2 separate regions of the Homo sapiens genome follow, and region 2 is linked to region 1. A link is an interaction called in ENCODE POLR2A ChIA-PET data of the cell type or tissue named here. Cell type or tissue: A673. All regions are shown on one strand.

Region 1 (8,000 bases):
AAAATATAAGTTGCAAGCACAGATTCATAATGGAACATGTTCACTGCAGCATCATTTTTAAAAAGGAAAAATTAAAAACAACTTTAATGCCTAAGAGTGGGGCACTAACCAGAAAAAGTTTCATATTTTTATATGATCAAATATTAGGCCATCATACAAAAGCATTTGTATGAAATATATTTGGTGTCATGAAAAATGCCTCACATTATTTAATAAAATAGTAGAAAATTATATACACATTAGGGTCGTGTGTGTATGTATGTACACATATACGACTAGAAGGAATTCATCAAAACATCATTAGTACTGATATTGGCAGAGGAATTATAGGTGATTTAGCTTCTTTATGTTTCCCACTTTTTTCTTCTGCCGCCCTTAATTTCTTTTGAAAATTAAAAATGTGTATGTATGAAATACCAATCAGAGGAAAGTCTTCAAATTAATTCTAAGCATTTTTAGGACTTTATTAATATTGTAGAATGCATTCATCTGTTTCTGGTACATTTTGCATAATTTGTGTTTCTGTTCATCCCTTCAATTACTTTGTGAAATCAATTGCTTTTAGTTCATGCTATTGAGCCCACGAGACAAATACAGAACAGTGTGAAGGTAATGATGGTTATATTGATGACAAAAAAGAGCCAAACACTCAAATGGCTTGTATCTTTGTGGTTTTTTATTTAGGTACAAAATTAAAATTTCAATTGATGCTTGAGGCTTTAGCCCAACACTTCTTATCCTGTCTCTCAGTAAGATGAGATCTGGCACAACTGATTCAATTAGGTACTTGAAATGCTGCAGAAATGGCCTTAAGGATGCTATTGCTGCTATTGTACACAATTATTTCCTCAGTAATTATCATTATATTTTCATAGAATTTTAAGTAGTAGTTATTCTTGCATATTTTGTAGTTTTGCTTATATTACAAGTTTAACAGGAGAAATACACTATCACAGATTGATCAATACTTGAATATTCATGACAAAAACACATACATTCCTATTAAGAAAAGTCTAAATAGTCCTTTCTAACTCTGTAATTAAAAAAGAGAAAAGCAATGAATCAATTATTTTCATTTATTTGAACCAACATGGGCAACTGCCTACAGAAAAACCATTTATAAATTATTTTGTAAAGTGCTTTAGCATGTATTTGAACTTTCTAAGAAAGAAAGAATGCATCATTGCCTCTTCCCTAAATAAGTAATTATTTCAAGGGAAGAGATTCACACTGAAAATATTTAGGTCAAAATGACCTGTCCTTTCCTAGTCTGATTCAACTAGCACAGAGTCTATATCCTTACCCCACAGCATCTGCCTGCATTGCCACTCTGAGCATCGAGCATCAGGAGTTAACATCAACCTAAGATTTTCAAGGTTGGAGGTAGCCTTGCAAAGACATTGAGTCCATTGGTTCTCAAATGAGTCTGTTTACATAATCATTTTAAGGGTTTTCTGTGAAATAAATAAAATAGAGACAAAATAATATATTTCATAAAGTTAATTGTATTCAGTTTGAAGTCATGTGCTTTAATCTTAGAAAATATCCTTTTAACTTTTTTGGTATTAAAAATATCCTCTGTTATTGAAAGGTAATAAAAAATTAGGTGCCTTTTTTCTTGTTAATGTTCTTACTGAAAAAATTGATGACTCAGCATTGATTTTCTTGGAAAACTGACTGCTTCTGAATATCTAAAGTCTAAGACCAAGTAAACAAAGAGAGCTTGTTTTTTGCATAAGCTTGGAGCAGCTGGTGAGAAAGAAGTACTTGTGGGGTATGGTAGCCTGTGAGCAGCTTTGAAGCAAATGGATAGTGTAAACCAAATATTATCTGAGACAGGTCTCAATCAATTTAGAAGTTCATTTTGCCAAGGCTAAGGACATGGCTGTGACACAAACTCAGGAGGTGCTGACAACACGTGCCCAAGGTGGTCAGACTACAGCTTGTTTTTTTTCACTTTAGGGAAACATAAGACATCTATCGATACATGAAAGATTATGTTGACTTGTTTCAGATAGGTAGGACAATTCAAAGCAGAGGCTTCCAAATCATAGGTGAATTCAAAGATTTTAGTTTATCTGAAGACCTGGAATCTATAGAAGGGAGTATTTGGATTAAGATAGGGGTTGTGGAGACCAAGGTTCTTATTATGCAGATGAAGCCTCCAGGTAGCAGGCTTCAGAGATAATAGATTGTAAATGTTTCTTATCAGATTTTAAAAAGTGCCAGACTCTTAGTTAATTCTCTCCTGCATCGGGAAAAGACGTTGGAAAGGAATGGGGGTTCTCTACAGAATGTAGATTTTTCCCCACAAGAGACAGCTTTGTTAGGCTATTTCAAAATATGTCAAAGAAATTTATTTCGGGTAAAATACTTCCATTTCTTTAAGGGCCTGCTATCTGTCAAGTGATGCTATACTAGAGTCAGGCTGGAATTGCTACAAAAAGTCTATTTCATCAGTCTTAATATCTGTTTTGATGTTAATGCTGGTCAGCTGTGCCTGAATTCCAAAGGGAGGAGGGTATAATGAGGCATGTCCAACCTCCACTTCTCATCAGGGTCTTAACTAGTTTTTCAGGTTAACTATGGAATGCCTTTAGCCATAAGGAGCGGTCATTCAGTTAGTTGGGGGGCCTAGAATTCTATTTTTGGTTTACAATAGGATTGAAAAAATCTGTGTAATCTTAGAGAAATTATTTAACCTAGTTGGGTAATTAATTTCTTTGCTTATACCTGCTGAACTAATGTTACCTTTATCTCAGGTTGTTGTAAAAGTTAGACAAAGTAATGAGTGGTTAGTTAACTCTTTAATCTCTCAATGCAAATGTCACCATCTCAGAAAAACCTCATTTGTTCCACCCTATCTAATGTGCAGTCTCTTTTCACCTACCTACCTGACCATTCTCTATTCCATATAAGGGTACTTATCACCATGGATTTATTTTTATTTCTTTGTTTACTGTTGTTGTTCATTGTCAGTTTTCCCAACCAGAATATAAGAGTCACAAGAGCAGGGACCTTGTCTATCCTATTCCCACTGAACCTCCTGCAAGGAAAATATTGGCAAAAACATCTCAGTACCCAATAAATATTTATTAAATATGAATGAATATAAAGTGTTTGACACAAAAAGACTCAATAAATGTTAGTTCCCTTCTTTCTGACTGAGGGAAAATCTGTCTCCCTAAAATGTTACATAGGCCTTCATCCTCCAAGGCCATGTCTCCTTCTCCAAACATACATTCCCCAGTAAGAAGTAATTCTTTAGGTAACTGTTATTTGATAAGGTCATCTTTATTTCAGAGTTTGCTACAATTAAAAATGATGATGTGATGACAACCTCAAGTTGGGCATTAGATGCAGATTTAGTTTACTGAATAAAAAGAATGCCTAATCTGGGGGATTCATACAGATTGCCAAGGAAATGTCATTTAAAGCCTTCCATTTTAAGACTATGTGCAGTACCTGGTAATTGCTTGTATTAATTTGCATTTCAATCAGTATTGAAAAAAATCTCACTAGGCAGTGGCCTTTAGCTAAATTGTCTTATTCTGTTAAAGCCAACATTAATGAATAAAATGTTTAACTTATCACAAACACACCAAATGCTAGTATTAGAAAAGGGAAAGAAGGAGAGAAGGAAGGAAGGAAGGAAGGAAGGAAGGAAGGAAGGAAGGAAGGAAGGAAGGAAGGAAGGAAGGAAGAGGGTGGGAGAGGTGGGAAGGAGGGAGAGAGTGGGGGAGGGAGGATACTACTGAGCAAAAAGCAAAATCACAAATAAGAAAGTCAAAGGCTTCAGAGTCAGTCTCTACACATCAACACATCAGAAACGAAGGCCTCAAGGAAGGCTTTTATACATCTGAGATGCCAGAAATGGTCTTTTCTGAGGAGGCTGAGGCACTAGCCCAACAGAGAAGTGTTTTTCATTGTCTTTCTTTCTTTTTAAACTCATTTACTACTTAGATTAAAGAATAGTGTTTTCCAACCATAATGCAAACATAGATATCTGGGACAAGAATACAAGAGTCTGAGTCAGACAATCCCTGTCTTAGTCTTGATTGTCATCTATCACTCACTCCAAGTACTCACTTAGTGTCTTGTATATCAGAGACTGGCAGCCATTAAAACTCAATTTGTCAAAGCTCCAGCTCTTTTCCCTTGACAGGAAGAGTGTCCAATGCAGCTGTGGGAAGTGGTGGGAAAATGGACCAGGTAGTTGGTGGAAACACAAGCCAAGACTTAGTATGTCTATGTCTGTTTAGCACAGAACTAGAAGATATAAAAGATATTTAGACTTCCAGTTTGGGGTCCAATATGTAAAATGTTTGTAAATTATCATTTCCATCCTTATGACAAGAAAATGATGGGGGAAAAAAAAACAAAACAGAAATTCAGTGACTTTTCTTGGACCCACTGGATAACTGAGGTCACAGGAGATCTAGGCAGATCCAGAGAGATGCAAGTGAGAGCTGCTCACCTGGACCAGAAGCCACTGGGGCCATAAACTGGTAGGAAAACTTAAATGGTAATTTTGATATATTTCTGGAGGATGAGTGTGGACTAGCTTGAGAGTGAGAATATCCTGGGGACTGCAAGTCTTAAAGAGCCCTTTCATGGGTTCTGCCTCTAGGAATGCTACCAGGTTCTCATGGTCAAGAGCCAAGAAAGATCACCTTCTGGCTATAGCAAGGGGAAGGGAAGAGTAACCATTGCAAAATACGCCTACACGTTCTATATAACAAAGACCTACTCACCAGAGGGAAAGACTTTGCCAGAGGCTTATCTCATCTAGAATAAGGGCATTTTCTCCCACTACAGCACCCTCTAGCATTTATCTCACTTAAGGGAGTGGGTAGTGGGTGAGCTAAGAAACCCTCGAGAAGGTCACAGTCCAGAGATACCTGCCCACTAAAAGATTGAGATTTAAAGATAAGATAATGGCAAACTTCCTCTCCCCCATAATTTACCACCACAATGAAAGGGCTCCAGTAAAGCAACAGGGGATTCAGCTGAAAGAGGTGCAAGAATCAGACTCTTTTTAAGGAGTAATTTTTAGGAAAAACAAAAGACAACAGGAGAGACAAAAACAAGGATGCCAGAAAAGTTGAAGCCTCTGGTACCTACAGCTACAACAAATATCAACACAGTTCAATTACTAGCCAAATTGGCAGAAAAAACTCATACTAAAGGTTCATTTCCCTTAGTTCCCATTACCCAATATATCATGGCCAGATTTCAACAACCACATTACAAGGTGTGCTAAAACACACACACACACACAAAAACATGCTGTGAAGAAACAAAGCAAACATCAGAATCAGATTCAAATGTGAAACAGATGTTGGTACTATCAGGCCTGAAATTTTAAATAATTATGATTATGATTAATATGCTTAGATCTCTAACAGGTAAAAGTAGACAACATGCAAGAACAGAAGTGATATATAAGCAGAGAGATGAAAACATTAAGACAAATAAAAAGGAAACACTAGAAATTGAAAACACTGTAACAAAAGTTAAAGAATGCCTTCAATGGGCTCATCAGCAGATTGGACATGGCTAAACAATCAGTGAGACTAAAGACACATCAATAGAAACTCCAAAACTGAGAAGCAAAGAGAAAGGAGAATTTAAAAAGAAAATAGAATACAACACTCAAGAACTGTCAGATAGTTTTAAAAGGTATAACTTACACATAATTGAAACACCAGAAGGAAAAGAAGGAGAAAACAGAGCAGGAGAAATATTTGGAGTAATAATGGCTGAGAATTGTCCAAAATTAATGACACCAAACCACAGATCCAGGAAGCTAACACCAAGCAGGGAACACCAAACAGAATACCAAGAAATATATTATTTGGTATATTATATATAAACTGTTAAAAACCAAGGACACAGGGAAAATCATGAAAGAAGCCATAGGGGTAAAAGAAAAGTACCTTACCTATGGAGGAAGAAGGGTGAGAATGACAGTGGACTTCTCAGTGGACACCATGCAAGCAAAGAGAGTGACATGAAATACTGAGGGTTGAAAGGAAAAAAATCCACTAATCTAGAAATTTATGTCCAGCAAAAATATCCTCCATAAGTAAGGGTGAAATAACAACCAAGAATAATGAGCATAAGGTATTGTTCCTGCTATTGTAGTGGCTTTTAGCTCCACTCACCCTCAAAAGACAAAACCAAGGGACTATAAGCTGGTTCCAGTAAGCTGATCATCCTTACTGGAAACATGAGGAAGAGGGAGTGACAGAGATCTGGGCTGCATTAGGAAAGACAGTCCCTAAAATTGAAATGTCAAAATAATAGGATTGTTGGTGGGGTGGGGGGTTAATGCAAGGATAGACATAAAGTGTGCTGAATAGTGAGTTTTCAATATGCAACGGGTTGCTTTTATTACTAAACCTCATATCTTTTGTGGCCTCATGGTGTTTCTCCCTAAAATAGCCAACCACATGCTAAGCACCAATTGTACCTAACCCCTCTCGCCTCAAGGAATTTAAAATCTATAGACATTCAGAGAAATACATTAATAATAGTAAAATATCATATAGCAGTAGAAACAAACGCTAAATTATGAGCTACAGGCAATAATCTTTCAGTCAAGTCTAATCAAGAAATATTTATTGAGCTTGTTATGTACTTAATGTGTTTCCCAAAAATTCATATGTTGACATGCTAACCCCCAATGTGATTATATTTGGAGGTGAGACCTTTGGGAGATGATTAGAGTGATATAAAAATCATAAGGGTAGGTTCTAATATGAGATTAATGTCCTCATAATAAGAGGAAGAAAAAGATCCCTATCTCTTCCCCCTGAGCACTTGTACTGAGGAAAAAAGCCTTTTGTGAACAGGTGATAAAGCAGCTTTCTTCAGGCTAAGGAAAGAGGCCTCCCCAGGAACCAAATGGTTCGACAGCTTCATCTTGGACTTCCCAGCCTTAAGAACTGTGAGAAAATAAATTTCTGTTAAGCCACCCAGTCTGTGCTATTTTGTTATGGCAGCTGAAGCAGACTAAGACAGAGCTTTCACTCTGTGTCAGACACTCTTGTAATCTCCAGAAATTTGCATTTAAGGAGTGGAAACAAAAATAAGATAAAGATAGAAGAAAGTTATATATATATATATATATATATATCTGTGCAAGTTGTGCATAGAATTAAAACTGAATAATGTGATTGATGATAGATGATAGACAAATAGATAGATAAGGTTTCCAGGGAAGATCTGTCCTGATAGAAAATATATAAGTTGAGATCTAAATAACAAGAAAGAACCAGCTGTGAAAAGATCAGAGATAACATTCCAAAAAGGGAACAATTAGGAAAGGTGTGAAGTAGGCAATTGGGTGTATAAGCCTGAATTTTAGGGCAAAGGCCAGGAATGGATGTATCAATCTGTGAGACTTATGGATTGTATTTAAAGCCACAAGCTTGGCAAGATTACTTATGCAGAGTATGTAGGCAGGGCACAGGACTGAACCTTTGGACATTCCAAACATTCATGGTTAGGCAGCAGAGGTACCAGGAAAGATGTATGAGAAGGAATAGCTAATGAGACAGGAGGAAAACCCATTTCAATTCTACTCAATAGAAGACTAAAGAAAATATGTTTGCAAAATAACAGAATGGTTAGTGCTGCTGAGATATGAGGAAGATAAGACCATAGAGATAACTCTTGAATTTGGCAACTTGAAGGTCATAAGGGACCTTGACTAGTCTTTGTGGTGTGATGAAGACAAGAGCCTGAATGGTCTGTTATGGAAGCAAGTGAGGTGAGGAGCAGAGATAGTGACTCAAGAAGTTTTGCCATGAAAAGGAGTAGAGAGATGGGCAGTCTCTGAGGGGCATCTAGAGTAGGCACAAAGCTCCATTTAGGTTTAGGAAGCCTAATGGAAATGGTAGTGCCTAAGCCACATCAGGTGAGAAGAACTGTGTGAGGAAAGACAGAAGACCCAGTTGAACACATCTGGCCCCTCTCCTGCTCTGCCTCCATTG
Region 2 (8,000 bases), 84 kb after region 1:
TCATACTCAACAGTCAAATATTGAAAGTTTTTTCTCTAAGATCAAGAAGTAGTAGACCAGGATGCTCACACTATTTCTCTAAGATCAAGAAGTAGACCAGGATGCTCACTCTCACCATTTCTACTCAATATATTACTGGAAGTCCTAGAGAGGGCAATTAGGCAAGAGAAAGAAATATAAGGCATACAAATCGAAAAGGAACAAGTTAAATTGAATTTGTTTGCAGATGACATTATCATATATATAGAAAGCCCTAAAGACTCTACCAAAAAAAAAAAAATGAATTCAGTAAAGTTGCAGAACACAAAGTCAACACACAAAAGTATGTAGCATTTCTATACACTAACCATAAACTATCAGAAAAAGAAAATAATAAAACAATTTATAATAGCATCAAAAAAATACTTAGGAGTAAATTAACCAAGAAAGTGAAAGATCTGTATACTGAAAACTAAAAAACATTGATGAAAGAAATTGAAAAATACACAAATAAATGGAAAGATATCCTGTGTTCAAGGATTGAAAGAATAAATAGTGTTAAAATGTCCATACTACATTTCTTAGTTCCTTTTGTGCTGTTATTGCAGAATACCACAGACTGAGCAATTTATAATGAACAAAAATTTATTTCTGTTCTAGGGTCTGAGAAGGCCAAGATCAAGGTGCTGGCATATGGAACAAGGGCCTTCTTGGTGTGTCATAAAATGGCAATAAGAGCAAAGAGAGGGAGAGACAGGGAGAGAGAGAAAGAGAGGGGAGAGAGAGAGTGAAGGGAGCCAAACTCACCCTTTTATGACAAACCCACTCCCATAAAAACAAAAAAAAACCATCAATCCACTCATGAAGGTGTAGACCTCGTGGCCTAATTACCTCTTAAAGCCTAATTACCCACTTTAAGGCAAATATTCATAGCATTCCACCCAACTCCCCAAAACTAATGTCTTTCCTACATACAAAATACATTGATTCTACCTCAATAGCCCTAAAAGTCTTAATGTGTTCTAGCACAAACTCAAAAGTCCAAAGTCTCATCTTCAACATCATATGTGTGAGATTCAAGGCACAATTCATCCTAAGGCAACTTGCTCTTCAGCCATGAGCCTATGTAATCAAACAAGTTGTCTACCTCTAAAACACAGTGGTCAGATAGACACAAGATAGACATTCTCCTTCCAGAAGGGAGAAAAAGGCAAGAAAAAAGGGATAGCTGGTCCCAAGTAAGTCCAAAACCCAATAGGGTGAACAACATCAAATCCTAAGGCTCCAGAATAATCTTCCTTGCCTCTATGTCCCACCTTATATGCACACTGGAATGGGAATTGGGTCCCCATGGCCTTGGACAGCCCTGCCCTATGGCTTTGTTGGGTTCAGCCCACACAGTAGCTCCCACAGGTTAGAGTCTCATACCTGCAGCTCTCCCAGGCTGGCATTGCACACTGGCAGTGCTACTGTTCTGGAGTGGGCTGCCGCCACCCCCAGGGCTCCAGCAAGCATAGTTCTAGTGGAGATTCTCTTTGGCAGCTATTTCCCTGTGGCATGTTTTCATCTGAGTCCAAAGACTGTTCAATACATCCTTTGAAACCTAGGTTGAGACCTCCACAGTCCCACAACTCATGTACTCTGCACCTCTCCAGGGTTATCACCATGTGAATTCTGCCTACATTCACAGCTGTTCCATCCCCAGTGGTGGTCAGAGCAGCACTTGGGCCTTCTTGAGCCATAGCTGGGGCAGTGGAGAAGTGTTGTTCTGGAATGTGAGGAGCAGATACTTGAGGAGGGACAGGGCAGCAAAAGCTGAAGCCCCATGGGTGCCCTGGGCCCCTCTCCAGAAACCTTGCCCTCAAGACCCTGGCTTGGTCCAAAGATTTCTGAAATACCACTGGAGTCATTCTATTGTCTTAGTGAATAGCACCTGACATTTTTCTAGCCATATCAATCCCTTCAGCAGTCACTTGGCAACATCGTTAGGATTCTCTCCCGAACATGCTTTTAAAATTTTTTACATTGCCAGGCTGACAATTTTCCACATCTTTTCATTCTGCTTCCATTTTAATTATTAATTCCACCTTTAAATCATTTCTCTTTCCTTGAATTTTACTATATGCGGTTAAAAGACGCCACATAGATCCTTCAATGCTTTTCTGCATAGATATTCCTCCAGCCAGATATCCTAGTTCATTGCTTTGCCTGGGCACAGACACAATGTAGCCAAGTTCTTTGCCACTTTATAACAAAGATGATGACCATCCCTCCAGAGCCAGTACCCCAGTACCTTGATTTTTATTTCTGAGATCTCATCAGAATTACCTTAACTGCCCACATTTCTACCAACATTAGGATGGCAACCACTTAAGTAACCTCTAAGAGGTTTCAGGCTTTAGCTACAGCTCTTCTTGCCAGAGCCCTCACCAGAATTACTCTTAATACCTCATTTACAGCAACCTAGGTTTTTTCCTAACCTCCTCTTCTAAATTTTTTCAGCTTCTACCCCTTACTCAATTTCAAAGCTGCCTCTACATTTTCAGGTATTTGTTATAGAAACAGCCCCTCTTCTTGATACCAATTTTATATCTTTGCATTCTGCTACTATAACAGAATATCACAGACTGGATAATTTATGAGAAACAGAAACTTATTTGTCACAGTTCTGGAGCCTGGGAAGTGTAAGACTACAGTATCAGCATCTAGCAAGGGCCTTCTTGAGGTGTCATAACATAGCATAAGGGCAAAGAGAGGGTGACAGAGAGAGAGAAGGAACTGAACTCATCCTTTTTAACAACCCAATCCCGAAATAACAGTATTTATTCATTCATGAAGGGAGAGCATTCATGGCCTAATCAATTCTTAAACATCCCACTTCCTAATATTATTACAATGGCAATTAAATTTCAATGTGAGTTTTGGAGGGAACAAACATTCAAACTATAGAATTACCCAAAGCCAGGCAGGGGCATGGTGGCTCATGCCTGTAATCCCAGCACTTTGGGAGGCCGAGGCAGGTGGATAACAAGGTCAGGAGTTTGAGACCAGCCTGACCAACATGGTGAAACCCCATCTCTACTAAATATACAAAAATTAGTTGGGCACAGTGGCAGGCATCTATAATCCCAGCTACTTGGGAGGCTGAGGCAGGAGAATTGCTTGAACCTGGAAGGTGGAGGTTGCAGTGAGCTGAGATCATGCCAGTGCACTCTAGCCTGGGAAAAGAGCAAGACTTTGTCTTAAAAAAAAAAAAAGAATTACCCAAAGCCATGTTACAGATCCAATGCAATCTCCAACAAAATTTCAATGGCATTTTCCACAGAAATCACAGTCCCTGATTTCAAAATATATTACAAAGCTATAGGAATCAAAACAGCATGGTACTGGCATAAAAACAGACACATCGACACATAGAGGAATAGGATAAAGAGCTCCAAAGTAAACCTACATATTTACAGTCAATTGATTTTCAACAAAGATGCCAAAAATGCAAAACAGGGAAAAAATTGTCTTTTAAATAAACAGTATTGTGAAAACTGGCTAGTCACATAGAGAAGAATAATATTGGGCTCTTCTCTCAAATCATATACAAAAATAAACTCAAAATGTTAGATTAAAGACTTAAATGTAAGACTTGAAACTGTGAAACTATTAAGAAAAACACATAGGGAAAAAGCTCCATGATGTTGGTCTGGGCAATAATGTTTTCAATATTACCTCAAAAGTATAGGCAACAAAAGTAAAAATAGACAAATGAGGTTATGTCAAACTAAAAAGCTTCTTCTTTTGTCTAAAAATAGACAAATGAGGTTATGTCAAACTAAAACGCTTCTTTCACAGGAAAAAAATTAACAGGGTAGAGAGACAACCCATGGATTAAGAGAAATTATTTGCAAACCATACATCTGATAAGGGGCTGATATTCAATATGTATAAGGAAGTCAAACAACTCAATAGCAAGAAAATAAGCCATTTTTGCAGAGAATTCATATAAATGGCCAACAGATATATGAAAAGGTGCTAAACATCACTAATCATCAGAGAAATGCAAATTAAAACCACGGTGAGATATCACCTCACACCTGCTAGAATGGCTTTTATCAGAAAGATGAAAAATAGGCCAGATGTGGGGGCTCACACCTGTAATCCCAGCACTTTGGAAGGCTCAGGAGGGCAGATCACTTGAGGTCAGAAGTTCGAGGCCAGCCTGGCCAACATGGTGAAACCCCGTCTCTACTAAAAATACAAAAATTAGGTGGGTGTGGTGGCACGCACCTGTAATCCCAGCTACTTGAAAGGCTGAGGCAGGAGAATTGCTTGAACTAAGGAGGCAGAGGTTGCAGTGAGCTGAGATTGGGCCACCGCACTCCAGCCTGGGTGACAGAACAAGACACTGTCTCAAAAAAAAAAAAAAAAAAAAAAAGAAACAAGTTTTGGCAAGGATGTGGAAAAAGATGAGCTATGAAAACAAAAAGTTATATTAAAACCAGTGAAAATAGGCATTAAGCCAAAAAACATTACCAGTAATAAAGATGGTCACTTGCATTTCAAAAGATTCAATCCACTAAGAAAACAAAGCAATAGTAAATTTAATATCAACCAATAACAAAACACAAATAGTTCTAATAGCATAAATTCTAAGTATCAAAATCAAAATGTTGAAAGGAGAAATAGACAAATTTACATCAATACTGTGAATCCTAATACATCTTTTCAATAATTCACATCACAAAGGCAAATACCATAAAGGCCCCAAAACAAGCCTCAACAATTGCAAAAGACTAGGGTGCTAGACCTTATTTTCTAATAGCACAACTTACTAGAAAACATGTTGTTAAAAACAACAGTAGAGATTTTGCTAGTTAAGATAGAATAACAGGGACAAGATTTACCTTTTTATTATAGCAACTAGAAAATCAGACAAAGTATATGAAACAACAATTTTCAGACATTGGATGAAAAGCAATTCAACACCATAATCCATGAAGAAAGGGAAACAAGCAAAATGAGCCCTACTATTCCACAGGCTTAGGTCCTAAGAGGCAGTTTCCAGGCTACAGCGGGGAAGAAAGGCTACGGGGGGAAGGGAAAATTCAAACAGGGTTGGGCATCTTGCTATGAGGAGATGGAAGCTTGGGAAAACCAAGACAGCTAGAATTACATAAGAAAGAGCACAGGAGAGGAGGGAACTACAAAAAAAGAGTTCCACAAATCTGCAGAGGCATACTTTTGAGTCTGTGGCTAAGGAAACTACACAGTAAAGAAAAGCCTCTGGAATAGAGTAATCAAAACAATTTCCTAAGCACACAAAACTGAGAATAGGTTGTACGCACACCTGCCAGAGTGAATAGATCTTATAATTGATGAGGCATTGAGTAAAATCTTCAGAAGTGTATTGCCTAAGTAGCAGGGTTATATCAGCCATAGATTAAAGGCCTAACAAAATTAAAACCAAACCTTATAACATTCCAATTGCTACAAAGTAACATTGCAAACCAAAACAGCATCTAATAGTATTAAAAGGAAAACAAAATCTAGCACCAGCAACGTACAATTCACAATGTCTAGCATCCAATCAAAATTGCCAGGTTGGAAAAAGTAGAAAACTATGGCTTACAATAAGGGAAAATATCAGTCAATAGGAACAGTCTCAGAAACAGAGATGATGAAACTAATGAACGAGGATGTTAAAAATGTCTCATATTTCAAGAAGGAAAAGAAAGACATGAACATGCTGAGAAAAGAAATGGAAGATATTTTAAAGGACCTAAATCAAACTTTTAGACATGAAAAAATATAATATCTAAAATGTAAAATACACTAAATGGAAGTAACATCATAATAGGTACTATAAAAGAAGAGATCAGTGATTTAAAGACATAGCCATAGAAACTGTCCAAAATAAAGAACACAGAAAAAAAAGACTAAATAACAAACAAAAGAAATTGAACATCACTGATCTGTGGAAAATATCAGGTATTCTAACAAATATGTAATTAGAGTACAAGAAGCAGAGGGTCAGTGAACAGAAAAAAATTTTTGAATAAACAATATCTTTTAAATTTTATGGAAAAAATATAATCCACAAATCCAATCTTAATGAATGCCAATCAAAAGAAACATTAAAAATGCTAAGGAATATAACCAAATTGCTAAACACCATTGATAAAAATCTTAAAAACAGAGAAAAAAGACACAGGATAAAGAAGTGAACTAGGAAGTGCAGTTTGAAGATATAGAACAAAAAGCTGGCATTATCAGAACATGTAGACAACGGACAAAGTTAAGGGGCACAATATTTAACATTGTCATTTTTCTAATGTATTGTTGTAATGTACATAACTTTCTTTGGTGTCACACGCACACACAGGTACACACACACATTCTTTTTTTTTTTTAACCCCTTTAAGAAAATACATTGGGCCTGAATAGTTTTTTATGCATTACTTTTTCATCCTTCCTCTTCTACTTAGATTATAAATTACTAGAAGACAGACTTTCTCTTAGACTTGATCATTTCCCTGCAAGAATGCTCTACAGACATTCATTTAATATGTGTTGATTTTTTCTTCCCAATGTATTTGCTGTTATATATAGGCAAAAGATAGCTGAAGGGTCCAGGAAGTATCACAGAAAAAGTAGAACCATGAGGATTTCTTTTCACTATGATTCCAAATTTCCTACTAAATGTCTCATGAGAATTATTTTAGATAAGGCATTTAAGAGGTGGGGAAAGCTTTTGGAGAAAAGCTATGAGTAATACCCCAGGACTTGATATCTCTGCGTGCCCTGTAGAAAGAGTGCTCTAAGCACATCCCCAGTCCCTACACAGCCTGATTAAAATTGTCCCTTTTTCTTTTACATTCTCTGCCAGTATTCCTCCCCACCAAATATAAATGAGGGGAATAGTGCACCCAAATTTATCAAACAGCCACCCCAGCACACAGCAATCCTCAGCACACATGGCCTAACCCACATAGAGTTGGCCAGCAAAACTCTCCAACCAGTGTGCACCCTCACTTTGTCTCATTAGCATGCTAGTAGAGCCACAATGATGATTTATTCAAGCTAAGCCCAAATCTTTCATAAAGAAAAAAAGGCAAGGGTGGCCTGGTTAAAAGAGAAGAAGAAAGGATAGAGTCAGAGTTCCCATAAGAACCTAATTTAAATTCTGACCTGGATCTTCATTGATCTCACAAAAGAAACATAAAAAGAACTAGAAAGGGGAGGGGAAAAGGCAGCCTTGGACAGAGCATGGCAAATTGGAAAAGAAACCTGCACACATTCCCTAAAGACAATTAGCTTAATTATTTCTATAGTCATCCACTGCATTCAGTGCATATTGATCGACTTCACTACTAATTAGACTAAATGACCTTGAACATTTCTATACAATCAGTTTCATTCTATAGAAAACTTATTTTCAGTGGTATTTTGATACATGCTAGAAGAGATTCTTTAGATATTTAAAACTAAGAAAGGGGAATACAATATTTAACACTTGTGAAGGAAAAGGTAAAGAAAATACTATGCAAACTATTATATAATTTTCTCAAATTATGAAATTCCATAATCCTATATTCGACCTCCATATATTTACAGCTATATATGAACTTCAATTTCAGCTTTTATAAGTGTGCTTTAAAGAGATCAAAGCTTGTGCCATTTCAGAAAAAGTAATTTGATATTGAATAATGATATTATAAGGAAATTAATAATGAACTTATAATTAACTAATAATTTATTAAATAAAAAATTAAGAAAAACAAAATATATGAAGAATGTTTCTAGTAATTAGATCTGGGGTTCTGGGGTCCTGAAATGGACTGAAATGAAACGGACTACTGAGCAGCTTATTACTGGAAACCCTCAAAGAGTTGATAGGTGATTAAAGAAGATGGAAAGGGTATTACTGCATTGCAAAGGCGACTGGACTAGATGATTCCACAGGTCCCTTCCAAACATGCCACATGTATTGTGCACTTGCACTTCTAGTTAAGGTAACATGGAAATCAAGG

Evidence for each region. ChIA-PET counts read pairs that join two places held together with the same protein. Peaks named below come from ENCODE experiments on the same cell type or tissue, not always from the same donor. Only the 100,000 strongest peaks of a DNase experiment are listed, where the experiment ranks them.
Region 2: POLR2A ChIA-PET joins it to region 1 with 6 read pairs; 2 of 35 experiments call an interaction of 5 or more read pairs at or near these places.

Annotation. Positions count from the first base shown.
Region 1 is chr14:38,523,550-38,531,549 of GRCh38, forward strand. No RefSeq gene overlaps it. Among named protein-coding and RNA genes, the nearest start is that of CLEC14A, 270 kb to the left of the region's middle. In A673, no CTCF peak of the experiment used is centred here; DNase peaks (open chromatin) are centred at 3,462, 3,762 and 4,122; H3K27ac peaks cover 4,454 bases.
Region 2 is chr14:38,607,056-38,615,055 of GRCh38, forward strand. No RefSeq gene overlaps it. Among named protein-coding and RNA genes, the nearest start is that of LINC00639, 310 kb to the right of the region's middle. In A673, no CTCF peak of the experiment used is centred here; no DNase peak of the experiment used is centred here.